2 separate regions of the Mus musculus genome follow, and region 2 is linked to region 1. The links are chromatin loops, found by intact Hi-C in ENCODE. Cell type or tissue: left cerebral cortex. All regions are shown on one strand. Links, peaks and the distances in the headings refer to the core of each region. The heading gives the core; the rest is flanking DNA.

Evidence for each region. A loop is a pair of places that touch in the nucleus more often than their neighbours do. Peaks named below come from ENCODE experiments on the same cell type or tissue, not always from the same donor. Only the 100,000 strongest peaks of a DNase experiment are listed, where the experiment ranks them.
Region 2: a loop joins it to region 1, with 4 times the contacts of the local background. A loop is called at or near these places in 2 of 42 quality-filtered maps.

Annotation. Positions count from the first base shown.
Region 1 is chr14:118,658,715-118,666,091 of GRCm38, forward strand. The region is part of intron 3 of Abcc4 (ATP-binding cassette, sub-family C (CFTR/MRP), member 4); the gene reads right to left. Among named protein-coding and RNA genes, the nearest start is that of Gm52104, 20 kb to the left of the region's middle. In left cerebral cortex, for the core only: no CTCF peak of the experiment used is centred there; DNase peaks (open chromatin) are centred at 1,616, 1,987, 3,655 and 4,066; H3K27ac peaks cover 1,254 bases.
Region 2 is chr14:118,747,682-118,755,058 of GRCm38, forward strand. Gm46484 (a long non-coding RNA gene) reads right to left here. Exons shown (of 3, transcript XR_001781464.2): 2 at 5,063-5,227; 3 at 539-1,312. Among named protein-coding and RNA genes, the nearest start is that of Gm46484, 4.5 kb to the right of the region's middle. In left cerebral cortex, for the core only: no CTCF peak of the experiment used is centred there; DNase peaks (open chromatin) are centred at 2,854, 3,088 and 5,199; H3K27ac peaks cover 495 bases.

The DNA.
Region 1 (7,377 bases), core at 1,165-6,164:
ACACAGACACACTATTTAAAAGGCTTTAACACGATCATCTCTTAAAGGGGAATAGGGATGCAGCACAGAAAACAAGAACAGCAGCCTTCTTCAAAAATGACCTCTTATCTGAGCCAACAAAAAGCTCATCGGCCTCAGTGGAGAACGTTAAAGAACCACTCGCAGCCGGGCGGTGGTGGCACACGCCTTTAATCCCAGCACTCGGGAGGCAGAGGCAGGTGGATCTCTGAGTTCGAGGCCAGCCTGGTCTACAAAGTGAGTTCCAGGACAGCCGGGACTATACAGAGAAACCCTGTCTTGAAAAACCAAAAAAAAAAAAAAAAAAAAAGAACCACTCCCAATTTGAAAACTAGTTTTAGGAGAAAAGTAGTAAGAAATTCCCTTGCTTTTTCTATACATCCTGTACCCCGGGGTAACCTAAAGGCTATCCAGGGCAGACATGCCAATTATGAGAAGATTCGAGCTAATAAGATAATTGCCACGTCACCATGATGTAGCCAGCCCCCCTTCATCATGAACATCTCCTAGCATCACACACATGGAAACAACAAGCACATGCTAGGTCCTTTGCAGTGATGGTAGCACACAGTAGATCCCTTGCAGTGATGGTAGCACACAGTAGGTCCCTTGCAGTGATGGTAGCACACAGTAGGTCCCTTGCAGTGATGGTAGCACACAGTAGGTCCCTTGCAGTGATGGTAGCACACAGTAGGTCCCTTACAGTGATGGTAGCACATGCTAGCTCCCTTGTAATGATGGTAGCACATGCTAGGCCCCTTGCAGTAATGGTAGCACACAGTAGTGATAGTACACAGCATTGCAGATTAAGTCATACTGCAGGGTCTGGAGAGTCACTTTACTTCTTATCTACAACTCCTGGTGGCAGGGAACATGTTCAATGACTCAGGAGGGCAATGCCACTGGGCCAACCCAGGCGACGGGAACCTCCGCTAAACAAGCAAATCAGTGCTCTCAATTTCAAAAACAGCGAGACAGTAAACGTAACTGCAGAGTGAGGGGCAGACCGGGAAATAAAAAGAATCCAAAGCCATCTTTGTCAACGAGATGCACCTCACTGGACCAGTCCACAGTCTAGGAAAAACGGTGTTTGGGAATTGGGCTGGCAGCTAAGAGTGCATGAGGCCCGTGCCAAGGGTCTGAGCTCAAGTTCCAGCAGCCAGGTAGGGAGGTTCACAACCATCTGTACCTCGTTACGCCCTCTTCTGACATCTGCTGACACTGTACACATTGGACACACACCCACACTCACGTGTATACCTATAAACATAGTCACAAGAAAAGATACATCAAATGAATGAATGAATGAATGAATGAATGAATGTCAGGTACACTGATGCCTGCCCTGTACTCCCAACTACCTAAGATGCTGAGGCAGAAAGAACACTTGAGCCCAAAAGCCCTAGTTGGCAACAGAGTGGTATTCAAAAGAATCAATAAAATATAGGTCAAAACCCTAAGAGAGGGAAATGAGCTATGGCTAGACACGCTGTCTGCACAGACTTGAGTTAATGCGTCTGCAGGCAACGGTGCTGACACTCCACAGGGAAAGCTCAGCTCTTAAAGGTACAAATTGAACTGTTCTTAGATAACAGGCGTGATATGTGGGAACGGCTTCAAAACGGAGCAAGCAGGGCCCTGGGTGACTCAAGTCTCAATGTGAGCTGATAAGTTACAGGTGCGTGGCTTAGAGACAAGCAGGGCCTTCTGATTCTGGTCGTGTGGCTTTGGAATGTTCCTAAAAGCCTAAAAAAGAAAATGTCCCATGACCCTTGGCCCTGACAGCAAGCAGCTGAGCAAGAAATCAAACAGAGTAAAGACAAGCAAGTTCCCTCCTCCCGCTGTCCCTCCGAGGAGTGGGCACAGGAGAGTTAAAACCCCTTCTGAGCCGACCACCTGCAGCCGAGGTCATCTGCCTCCCCTGGAGGTGTGAGAGAGGCTGCCTCAGTGCCAGAGGGAGAGCCTGGCACACTCAAAGCTATGTGTTCAATCCTCTGCACAAAATGTTCAAAAATTAAGCTGAATTCAAAGGCCTGAGGAAACACTGTAATTAGTGGCTAAGACATCAGCTTTCACAAATGGCTTTCAAATCCCACTGCTTGCAGACAGTCTTAGCAGAACACAAGGATTGTCAAGAGATGTTAATTTATGAAAGCAGAGTTTCCTGGGCATTGCCTGGAGAACCCCATTTGAGGATAGTGTCTTAATGGCTGGTCTCAATCTCCTACCATTATGAATACAACCTTTCTCCAGTGAAGCAATGGATCCTCTGACTTTTTAAAGAAAGTGTTTAAAAGCATTTTCTCTGGGTTCTCACTCAGAGTCATCACTGTCAACACTAAATAAGCTAGTGTCAGAGTGTCCAGGAACCCACGGGGCACACACAGCTGACCACACCTGCTTCCCAAGGCGTGGTCCACCTCTCCCTGCCTGGGTCATCTCCCTCTTGGTCTCTATCAATGGCCTCCTAGGTTGAGCTGAAAGTTGGAGCCACTTGGAAAAAAAGAGCCAGGAAATGCATCCCTGGACACATCTCAGGAATCAACCCCAAGCAAAGGCACAGGCAGAACTGACTGCTGACCTCTGACCTTGGATAAGGGCAGGGTTACCTCAGATGGCAGCCTCCAGGATCCCCTATACTCCAGTATCCACCCAGACGAGCGACAGTCAGGGGGAAAGCCTTGACCATGTTAGCAACAGTCTCCAACACCATCTCCAGAAGGTCCAAAGCTCTCTTCTGGCTTCCATGGGTACTACATGCATGTGGTACACAGACAGACAGGCAGACAGACGAAACACTCATGCAAATATAATAAAAGTAAACCCTAAAAAGAGAAAAGTCCTCAGGCAGTGGGCCGAACACTCAGGAGGCAGAGGCAGGCAGATCCCTGAGTTCAAGGCCAGTCTGTTCTCAAGAGTGAGTTCCAGGACAGCCAGAGTTACATAGAGACACCTTGTCTTAAAACAAACAAACAAAAACAAACAAACAAACAGTCTTGGCCAAAGGCCAACTTCACAGATGAAGCTGGCAGACTATATAGACTATAAACATATATATATATATAGACTTAAACAGCTGGAAAACTGGCTCAGCGGTTAAGAGCACTGACTGCTTTTCCAAAGGTTCTGAGTTCAAATCCTAGCAACCACATGGTGGCTCACAACCATCCATAATGAGATCAGATGCCCTCTTCTGGGGTGTCTGAAGACAGCTACAGTGTAGTTAACGTATAATCAATAAATAAATATATATATTAAAAAAAAAAGACTTAAACAACCATGCCGTGCCTTGCCCACGACTGGCTCCACATGCAGGAGAGTCCCCTGAGGCTCCTTTGATGCCCCCAACTTCACTCTCCCACAGGCAAGACACCTCATAACTCAAAATCCAGGCCTGAATGACGTGAGGAGGCAGGCTGTGCAGACTCTCCCTTTACAGTAAGGCTCCAGATGGTGAGTCATCTCTGTCCCCATGGCACTTCCTAGGAGGTGCACACAAGGGACAGATTACGGGGAACTCGATGCTCCGAGCTGGCTTTCTCTGACCTGCACGGGTGTGTTCCAAAGTCACGATCATGCTGGTTTCTCCACAGTCCTCAGCTTCACAGAAGAACATGGAGCACCACCTAGAAATCCCACGCAAGGCTTCTGCACCAGTTCCTCGCCACCTTTTCTCTGGCAGAGCTCCGTTAGCACCTAGGGAAGGCCCGGCTGGGGTGGGTGGCTCACACAGCTGTGCTGTCTTCCTAGAATAATTCCTTGTGCTATTGAGGCACCAGAGAGACAAGATGCCACACTCCGTTCATCCTTCCGCTCTCTAAAACTCAAAAGTCCAGCGGAACAACACGGAGCCGAGATCACTAAATGAGAAATCGCCTCGTAAAACCAGCTGTTAATCTAACAGCTCACCCCATGTGGCTCACACAACCTGTGAGGGTTAATAGTGACTGACAACCCGACGGGATACAGAATTACCCAGGAGACAAACTTCTGGGCAAGCATGTGAAGACAGCAATGAGCAGAGAGCTGGGTTCTTCAATCTGCTTTCTGACTATGGCGCAATATGACCAACTGTCTCCTGTTCTAGCCAACGCGCTCACCATCCGTGATGAGATATGTGCTCCCTCAGACTGTGAGCGGTACTACCAAGCCGGAGTAAGCACTTCTGCCTTCGTTTGCGTTTGTCAGGAACGGGATCACAGCCATGCATAAAGGAGCACGTATAACAGGTGTAACCTTAAACATCATCCAAACGTGGTGTCTTGGCTTTCAGAGACAGGCTTCACTCAGTAGCCCAGGCTGACCTGCAACTCTCTTTTCCTCTTGCTCAACCTCCCAGCTAATTGAGTAACAGGCATTTGCCACCACACCCACCCTATCCATCGGGGCGTGGATTTTGAAACGTGACTGGATCACTGCTAGCTACCCCATATAAAATTATCTCTGACTTCTCCAAATCAGCAGCGTCAATAGGCCAACCAGTCCATGAAAATGAAAGTATTTGTATTAGAAAGCCCGCTTCCTTTTGCTGGCAGGGAGTAGGAAGAAAGAAAGGTTTTCCTATCCGAACACAAATGACTCTTAGCTCCCCAGATTTCAGTGCATTAGAAGGTCTGCTAGTCGTCATGGTAGAGACACAATGTCACTGTGACCTCCAGGACTGGTCACCGGGTCCATCAAGGGAACGAAGCATCCATGCCCAGTATTAGATCATAAACCAACAAAGACCTGATCTAAAGGCAGGGCAAGGGAAGAGGTCTGACAGGGAAAGCCTGCCCACACCAGCTCCCACACTGCACTACCATACCCATCATCCTAATCCCTAATGCCTGGACTGACCCGGCAGGCCAACAGGACGGAGCGTCAGAAGCCAGAGCAAATGAGCTGCCCTCAGTAGCAGTTGATCTGGGTCCCAGCAAATGGCACATACTCTGTGACCCTGGGCTCATTAAAAAAACAGAGCTGTCAGCCTCTGCCCGGGGCATCAGGGTCTCCTAATCGCACTGCCATCCCAGATCACACCAGTCCACTCCAGTCGCTGAGTGCAGTAACAGGGGGTGCTGAACAGGTATGTGAGACAACCACAGGTGGTGATGGGTGTCCAGCTGGACACACCGCACTGACACACTGATTCACCAGTCACAGCCACTTTCCTGTACTGCATATGACTTTGTGACCCCAGGAGACACTGTAACCTGGACCGCATCCTAGTTGACAAACTCATGTGCCACCACTGCCCCGAGGCCATCTCTGCACCATTATCCCTAGGCTAAGATCAAACAGCAGCCACTTGGGATGCTAAGGGCAAAGTTTTTGACCTTAGTTAGATCAGCCCCAGCCTAGAAGGCCTGGGCTCATCTCAGAGCGCCTGAAACAGAAACTCAGCTCTTTCATTTATTTCTGGGGTGGCCCTGAGCACGAGAAACTGACAAGCTCGTAGTGAGGGACTGACTGATACTAAGAATACCTCCTACCTCACCCAGTTCCTAAAAACTGGGATAAAAGTAGCATCTTGGATAAAGGGCGGACACGTGGTTCAGAGCTTTCTATTACTACCAAACTACCTACACCGCATTGAGCATGGGTCCTAGTAATACTGCTATCACTACTACTACCACTACTGGGAAGCACTCCATTGTCCTAGTCAGGGTGACCATTGCTGCCATAAAAAACCAAAAGCAACTCGAGGAGGAAAGGGTTTATGCGGCTCACACTTCGACATCCTTACTCCAGCACTGAAGGAAGTAAGGACAGGAAGTCCAACAGGGAAGGAACCTAGAGGCAGGAGCTGCTGCAGAGACCATGGAGGGGTGTTCCTCACTGGCTTGCTTTTCTGGCTTCCTCCACCTGCATTCTTACAAAACTCAGGGCTACCGGCCCAGGGATGGGAGCCCCCACAATGCTCTGGGCCCTCCCACATTAATCACTAACTAAGAAAATGCCCAATGGACAGAACTTATGGAGGAATTCTCAATTGAGGGTCCCTACTTTCAGACGAGGCCCGCTGTGCCAAGTTAATAAAAAACTAGCCAGCACAGTAGGAGTATTGATTGCTACTGATAGTAACACCAAAGAGTACTACAGCTTCAGAGTATGAACACTGCTGGTCCTGCTGATAAGTAGTATTACTGTCACTGTCGCTGCCACTAGTCCTGGGGAGAATGTCCGGGTTCCCCAGGAACCCCCTTCTCTACTCTTCTGCCATGACTTTTCAATAAGCAGGTTCCTAAAAGAGTAGCCAGGGTTCCACGGACTGTGCTGTCGCAGGACTTCCTGCCTTCCTGCCCTTCCCGGCTCCAAAGGTGATCACTATGGGACAAAACTGACATCACTTCAGCATAGCTGTCCTCTCTCGCCCAGCTGCTGCTGCCTGCACCTCTGTAGCTGACCTACTAAGCGGGACCCACACTCACTGTGACACGTCAGCTGGGTAAACATCTGGGGCTCAGGACTCCAACTAAAGGGAGGGCAGCCTCTGACACCACGGACAACCACAAGCCAGGGACAGACCCAGACTCAGGGTGCTTCAAGACCATGATGCTTTCAGAATGTAAAGTGCCTGATTACAGCTGTAAACTACAGAACAAGGGGGCAGATGGATGCGCCAAGAAATGGCACACCTATGTGAAGCCACCCTGAAGCCCCTGGTCCCTGTGGCACTTAGCAGATGTCTGTTTTGTGCCCCCAAGCACATATTGAGACTCCGGAGCTTCCTAGAGGAATTCCACTAGCCATGGTTGTGCAGCGCATTTGACCGGGAAACTCTGCAAGGCGGCTACAGAGACAGCAGCTCACTGTGCTATTCATTTTAAACTCAGACTTTCTGCAGCCATGTAAAAAATACCATCCCCGTGACGCTCAACACAAGTAAAGCAAACCGAAAACCGGGCTAGGAGCCTGAGGGTGCACTCTCTCCCACCCTCAGGTTACCCCCACTCGTGGGGCCAGGGAACCGTGGGATGGGGGTGGGGGGACAAACCCCGAGCAAGAGTAGGGCTGAGGTGTGTCCAAACCCCTAAATCTTATCCTGAAATGAACAGGAGTAGGATCCCCACCCCCACCTGGGGCCTGCATGCCCCAGTGCACACAGTCCTGGGTCCCCGCTTTGCCTCACCTGAGGAGGCCACAAGGCCGGGGTTAAACTTCCTTTCCCTTTATAAGGTCATGTCCAGCAGCACCTGGAATGCCTCCTTATGCAAATGAGGCATCCCCAATACCCAGGTCCCAGCTAGAGATGGACACTCAACAGGACAGACAGCTCCTACTTAAACCCCAAAGGTTTAAATAGCCCTTGTGTTAGAATTTTGTCTAAGCTCCACCCCACAGTTACCTGGCAACAGCCAGGTGTACCTGACTCAC
Region 2 (7,377 bases), core at 852-5,851, 89 kb after region 1:
GAACAGAACGCCTTGATGTAAATACATGAGGTAGTTTAATGATGGAGCTCCAGACCGACATGCATCTCACACAGGAGATAACAGATGTCAGCCTCGAATTTCAACAAAGGTATGGGACTGGCTCATTCAAACATTAACAGAAAGATTACACGTCAGCAAAAGGGCATCGGGACTTTGTTCCTGTGGGCTGGGGGCTTATCTTTGTTCACATAGCAACCAGTTGATGTATGACTTTACCAGGCGTCAAGGGGCAATAGACAGAGGGGAGGTTCCAGCCAGATGGTATTGACTCGGACAAGATAGCCCTGCTTGTGTCCTTACATTCCTTCATAAGTGGGGGTTTCCCCATTAGGTTCTTTCAATAGATACAACCTGCCTAGCTTATGTGATGCTGAGAATCAAACCCAGGCTTGGTTCTCTCTGTCTCTGTCTCTGTCTCTGTCTCTGTCTCTCTCTGTCTCTGTCTCTCTCTCTGTCTCTGTCTCTCTCTCTGTGTGTCTCTCTCTGTGTGTCTCTCTCTCTGTGTTTCTCTCTGTCTCTCTCTGTCTGTCTGTCTGTCTGCTCCTCTCTGTCTGTCTGTCTCTGTCTGTCTGCCTCTCTCTCTCTCTCCATAAAAATCCCTAACTTTTGAGCCCCGAGGCTGACATCTGTTATCTCCTGTGTGAGATGCATGTCGGTCTGGAGCTCTGTCATTAAACTACCTCTCTGTCTCTCTGTCTCCCTCATGCTCACAGGCCCAATGTATGCAAGATAACAACAAAAATTTAAAATGAGTCAGTTGAAATGTTTTGATGATATTAATTTTGATGTCAACATCCACAACTTAGCAGAAGCTGAAAGGGTTGGTTCTATCTCCTGCTGTGCACCAGACCTGATCAGGGCACCTACTGCTGCTTCTGTGTCTCAGAGCTACCCCCCACCCCCAGCCAGTTTCATCTAGCTCTGGTTGACTTTGGCCTCCACAGTGAACAGGTGTGTGTTGTCTTCTGTCTTCCTCATGGCAGACTCAGTGACAAAGAGAATCTAATAATGAAGTCGTGGACAGGTTTCTTTCTCTTGGAGTCTCGGTTCCAAAATTATATGGTATATGTCCAGAGCCACAAAATCTTTGGCTGCCAGAGGTAGGTGACATGTGTGTCTTCTTTACTGGGGCTGTGGAGACTTCTTATTCTGTCTCCCTGATTTTCTTGGCCTTAGATTTCATCTTTAGGAAGGATAGGTTCTTCTTATGCCTTCAAAGTCATCTTGGAGAACGGTGCTCTGAGGATTATGAATGTTGCTTGAATCTACAATCCATGCTTTGCATGAAGAACTAGAAAACAATTTACACAAACTGGTGATGTTCTTGGTTATGGTAAATAAATTCAGAGTTTTTATTTCAACATCAAGATGAATAAGCTCAGGAGAGATGCCCTGCTGAGAACAGCAAGTACAATTGTGAGTGTGCTTAATGGCACCAAATCATCTCAGTGGAGTTAAGGTGGTAAAGTTTATCTCATGTGTACTTTAGCACAACATTTCCTAGTGCAAAGAGCTATTGTTCCTGAAGGAACCTGTTACCCATTATACAGCATGCAAACACCTATATCTATGGGCTTTGCAGAGGAAGTGTGTGTACACAGTGCCAGTAGTATAGAGACAGGACAAACTCCAACTACAGGGTTGGGAGTATTACGGGATTGGAAAACGGGTGGCCAGCTGTGGTGGTACATATCTAGAGTCTTAGCACTTGAGAGGCTGAGATGCAGGATGAGGCAGAGGACTATACATTCAGGCTAGCCTGAGCTATGTAGTGAAACCCTGTCTCCGATCAGAGTTGAGACTTGTAGCTTACTGGCAAACCATAGCCAAAGCTCTAGGTTCAACCTCCAGCACAAGAAGAAGAAAAAAAAAATAAGAAAAGGAAAGAAAGGTCATCTTAGGTATAAAGAAAGAGAATTATGTCAAGTTTCAAAACCAGCAACTGAGGTGCCCATTTAGCACATCAAAGCAGACCTGCCTCCAGGTTCTCCCACCAGGTTCCCAGCATCCCTCAGTTTCTACCTGTTATAGGGTATGGCTGGCATACCCTGCCCTCTAACCTGAACTCTCCAGCCCAGGGGCTGGGCTGTCTGCTTCCCAGAGGCTCCTTCTGATATAATCCAGACCTTGTGGTTACCTACCCGCCTGGCTGCTGTACTAAATTCTCCCTCTCCCCCTCCACCTCCCCCTCTCCCCACACGGTCCAGGGTCATCACCAGTCTGGACTCTCCCAGATGTGTCTGCCTCTCTGGCTACGCTCTTATACATATTTATAATAAACTTTCTCCTCCACCATGCCTAGCAGCAGTCCCATCCTTTCCTTTTTTATTTTTTTCCATTCAGCAAAGAAAAGAGTGGCATAATTGGTGGTGTGCAAGCCTTTCAGAAGATGGGGTGGGGGGGGCGGGGGAGGCATCACAGAGATTCAGCAGTGACCTCCTGCATCAAAAGCCACCCACTGACATCTACCCATATGCAACTGCCTAGCTGTGTGGCCTCTCAACTTAGTAACAAAGCAAGTCACTAAACTCATGGCGGGAGAGCATCGGTTCGGGCTTCTTTTCATTTTCACTGTAGACACTACAGGTCCCAGCGTGCACAGAAGGCTATAGAGCAGGAGCAGGAGAGCACTCAGTCATCTGTAGACTTTATAGGCTTCCTAAGACTCTGAGGCCAGGACTTTATGGAGTTAACATTTCAGATTCGCTTGCTGGTTGGTTTCCTGGTTTGTTTGTCAGCAGGCTAAGGGAGGGGGAATGGAAATTCACATTCTGGTCTCTTCAGCATCCTCTGGCTCCTTGGGATATCTCCATCCCTACCACCCACACACCCTGCTAACAGGAAGAGCAGCCAGCAGTCCCAGCCCAGGGGCGCTCAGCTGTTCCTTGGTTCAGACCTCCTCAGAGGTCCATAGCCATGCTCTGAGTGGGAACCAGGTATGACCTGACTAAATCACTGATAGGCTCGAAGTTGCTCCATGTTGTGTGACAGTGGCTTTCAGGCTGAGTCTCACCCTGGGTGAGACAAAAATGCTGAGACAGGATGACTCTGCAACTCTTGTGTACACATAGACACTACCACCCACCCAGCACCTCCCCTGAGCAAGCTGATGAGGGAATTTATTCCTGCAAATAAAAATGTTCCACCTATAAACTTACCAAAATAGAATGAGCATCCATAGGCACGAGGGTGTGATACACATTTAACACGCCTGCTGCCCTCCAAAGGTAGTGCTCCTCCAAAATCTACCACACCTGCAACCAGAATCTTACAAGGAACCAACCAAGTCTGCCACGTTTCTCTGACTCAGCTTTTTAGGTGACTCAGAATTATCTTTAAGACGAATTTCCTTGCTTTTCTGTTTTGTTTTATTTTATTTTTACTTGTAACCTTTGACCTCAAATTTCACATGTCTTGTGTGGTTCCTCTTTCTAGGTGATAAAAAGTTGTCATTGTCTTAGTTTCTTTTATAAGACCAGGTTCTTAGTTCACAGAGCTCAGCTTTGCAGCCTCTCCAGTGGGCTCTTTAGCTGCTCCAGTAGCTATCCTTGCCATTGATCTCTTCCTGGTGCACACCAACTGGGTGTCCGGCAATGGGGAGAGGGGCCCACTGCATTCTAAACAGAACTGTTAACCGGAAGCCAGTCACCACTGGAAGCCATTGTGATGACCGAAGCCTGATTAACAAGTGAATCACATTTGTACACAGTGAACAAGTGAATCAGTAACTCGGGAAAGAAATATGACACTGGTCAGTTTATATCAGAGACGGGAGATGGGAAATGAGGACAACAGACAGGAACAGCAGGGAGAATATAGGCGTCATGAGGAAGCTGTGTCAGAGACAGATGTGTGCATGTATACCTTTCTGTGGCATCATAATTCATTGATTAACAGTAAACTTGCAAGTCATGGCAGGTTAGTGGGTGCCCATTAGTCAAGTGTTCCCAGTGTCTTTGGTAGCTCTGGCTGAGACAAGCGTTGGCTCTTTTATTCTGATCCTTTGAAAGATCAGTGCAGAAATCCGAGAAGGCCAGAGATATCACATCTACCTGGAGTTGGAGTTCCAAGTGGTTGTGTCAGTGCTGGGAACTGAACCCTGGTCTTCTGCAAGAGCAGAACACGTTCTTAACCACTGAGCTATCTCCAGCTCTTTTTTTTATTATAATCCTATCTACTAATGTTAACTCAGATAACACATTACCATTACACATCATATAGTAAATTCTCTCTCTCTCTCTCTCTCTCTCTCTCTCTGTGTGTGTGTGTGTGTGTGTGTGTGTGTGTGTGTGTGTGTGTGTGTGTGTGTGTGTGTTCAAGAGATTTCAAAGAGGCCTGGCAGGCAGAAGCAGAGGTTGATGGAGATACCGAAACTGTCTGTGCAGAATAGAATACTAAACCAGTTGGAGATCTAATGTAGCTCTTGGAGTTACAGGCTTCACTACCACCACCACCATCACCACCATCACCATCACCATCACCACCATCACCACCACCACCACCATCACCACCATCACCATCACCATCACCACCATCACCACCACCATCACTGCCACAATCACCACCACCATCACCACCACCATCACTGCCACTATCACCACCACCATCACCACCACCATCACTGCCACTATCACCACCACCATCACCACCACCATCACTGCCACAATCACCATCACTGTCACTGCCACCTCCTCCATAGCGTTAAGTTGCAGGGTCAGAGTTTGATGCACTGGAGACTGTAAAGATGAAGGTCAGCAGGGGGCCCCAGTAAATGAATGGGCAGACAGACGGACAGCTGGGCAGATGGTAACTTAAGTAGGCTGCATCAGTGGGGATGGTGGGGGTGGGCTATGCTGAGCTCAAGTTCCTGGCACAGGAGGAAGTTCTCTGCCTGTTAGCTCCTGAACACACCAGGTGACACATGGTGGGATCCAGGTGAGAAAAATCATAGCTTCTTCTCAGTCCCCTGTGTCCAGCGAGCTCCTGCGCCTGCCTCTCCTGAGGTGATCTTACCGTGTGTTCCCACGTAAGTCCTACTTACATTGGTGCATTTACAGTCAGTTGCCAATCTGGGTCCTGTGGTTGTGCAGGGCAGATGGCCTGTTTCCCTTTCCATCCAGTTATGCTGGCATCCTGCATCCTCCACAGGGAGTCAGAGCTACCCGTGAAGGAGGGTCTCTCGGAGCAGGGCACAGCGTGGTCATGACTGAAAGGAAGTGGGGGCATACATTTCAAAGAAGATTTAGAGCTGGCAGTAAGTTAGGAAAATATGTACACGCCTATGCACATGGTGTTAGAAGCTCTGTTGCTGCAGTCCTGGGAACCGAGCCCAGGGCCTCAAGCATGCTAAGTGCGGGGCCTCTGTCGCTGAGCTGTTCCTCATCCTTTAACTTCTTAAATATGGAAATGGTAAGATGCTGCAGGGGGCATTTCCCCTGCATATTTTAGTTATATACTGTATATACCTAACATAACATACTAAATTTTAATTGCGTAAATGCAGTCTAAGTATGATATTTCTAAGAAAATTACACAAAACCCCTAAAGTGACTAAAAATGATATTCTAAGAAAAAAAATTTAAATAAAAGTGAGGGCAACAATGTTGGATAGTGTACACTGGATGTCTATTGTCCTCCCCTTTACACACCGGAGCCCTAACTCAGACTGACTGTATCCTGCAATAAGGTTTTTTGTAGAAATAAGGACCATAAAATGAGGTCGCAAAAACTGGGGCTCTGAAAAGACTGTCTTCTGGACAGGACAGAGCTGCCCACTCATGAACTTGGGAGGCAGAGGCCAGAGGATCTCTGTGAGTTCCTGGCCAGCCTGGCCTATTTAATGAGTTCCAGGACAGCCAATACTATTGGGGATTGGTTCTAATGTTTTGAAATAATCCAGCCCCCAAAATCGGGAAGCTGCGAGTCCAAACGCTGAAGGTCCTTGTTCCCAGTTGGCTTTTGATCAATCAATAAAGAGCCAATGGCCAGTGTCTGGGCAGGTAGACTGAGGCAGGACTCGGAGAATGAAAGGGGGAGAATCATCATGTCTGGGGAGGGGGCGGCAGAAAAGGGGAAGGATGGGTGTAAGAGCTGCAGGAAAGAAGGCCAAGCAGCCATGTAAGAATTTGGGTAAGTGACCACTGACCACTCAGGAGTCCTGGAGAGGAGCAGAGCATTTGCTAGAGGGGGGAAGGTTTAGGAGAGCCCAGCCTTTGAGCTAGCCAAGGCATTTAAAAGTTAACTGGTGTGTGTGTGTGTGTGTGTGTGTGTGTGTGTGTGTGTGTGTGTGTGTGTGTGTGTGTGTTTGCCTGTCTTTCATTCGCAAACCTAGAGGGCTCTGGTGGGTGTCTGGGAGCGCAGATCAGTTAGCTAAACTCACTGCTACAAAAGTGACACAGAGAAACCCTACCTTGAAAACCCAAAAGAAAAGAAAAGATCCCAAAGACACACAGATATATATTGGGAAACTAGTGCTGATTTTTCAAAAAATATAATAGCATAGACAAAAATCTGACAACATTAGTGAATGAGAGAGAGAAAGAGATGGAGGCTAAATTAAAATCTAAGATGAAAAGGGAATTTTTTAAGAGAACATTGAAAACAAATTGATACAAATGAAATTCAGTAATACAGTTTAACATATTAATATATTTAACATTATATAATCATATATTATATAATATACTTATATATTGCACAATATATGTTTTATATTACATAGAAATGTAATATATATTTATTAAATATATAAATATATTTAATTATAATAATTATACTGTATTATATTTATATTATATATTATACTATATTGTTGTATAATATATAAATATATAATATAAAATAAATAAAACTATTCATATAAATATTTTATAAGTTATATATTATATTACTTGAGACTCATCCCATGGACAAGCACCAGTCCCTGAAACTATTAATGATACTCTGTTATGTTTGTAGCTAGGAGCCTGGCATAACTGCCCTCTCAGAGGCTCCACCTACAAGCTCACTCAGACAGAAACAGACAGACACCCACAGCCAAATAGTAGGTGGAGTTTGGGGACTTTTATGGAAGAACTGGAAGAACGATTGCAGCCCCTAAGGGGATAGAAACTCCACAGGAGGATGAACAGAGTCACCTAACCTCTACCCTTGGGGCTCTCAGAGTATGAACTACCAACCAAAGAAAATACAGAGTCTGGAACTAGGCCTCCCCACACATGTAACAGATGTGCAGCTTGGTCTTCATGTGAGTCCCAAACAACTGGGATTGGGACTATCCCAAAAGCCGTTGCCTGTCTGTGGGATATGTTCTTCTAGCTGGGCTACCTTGTCTGCCTCAGTGGGAGAGGAAGCACC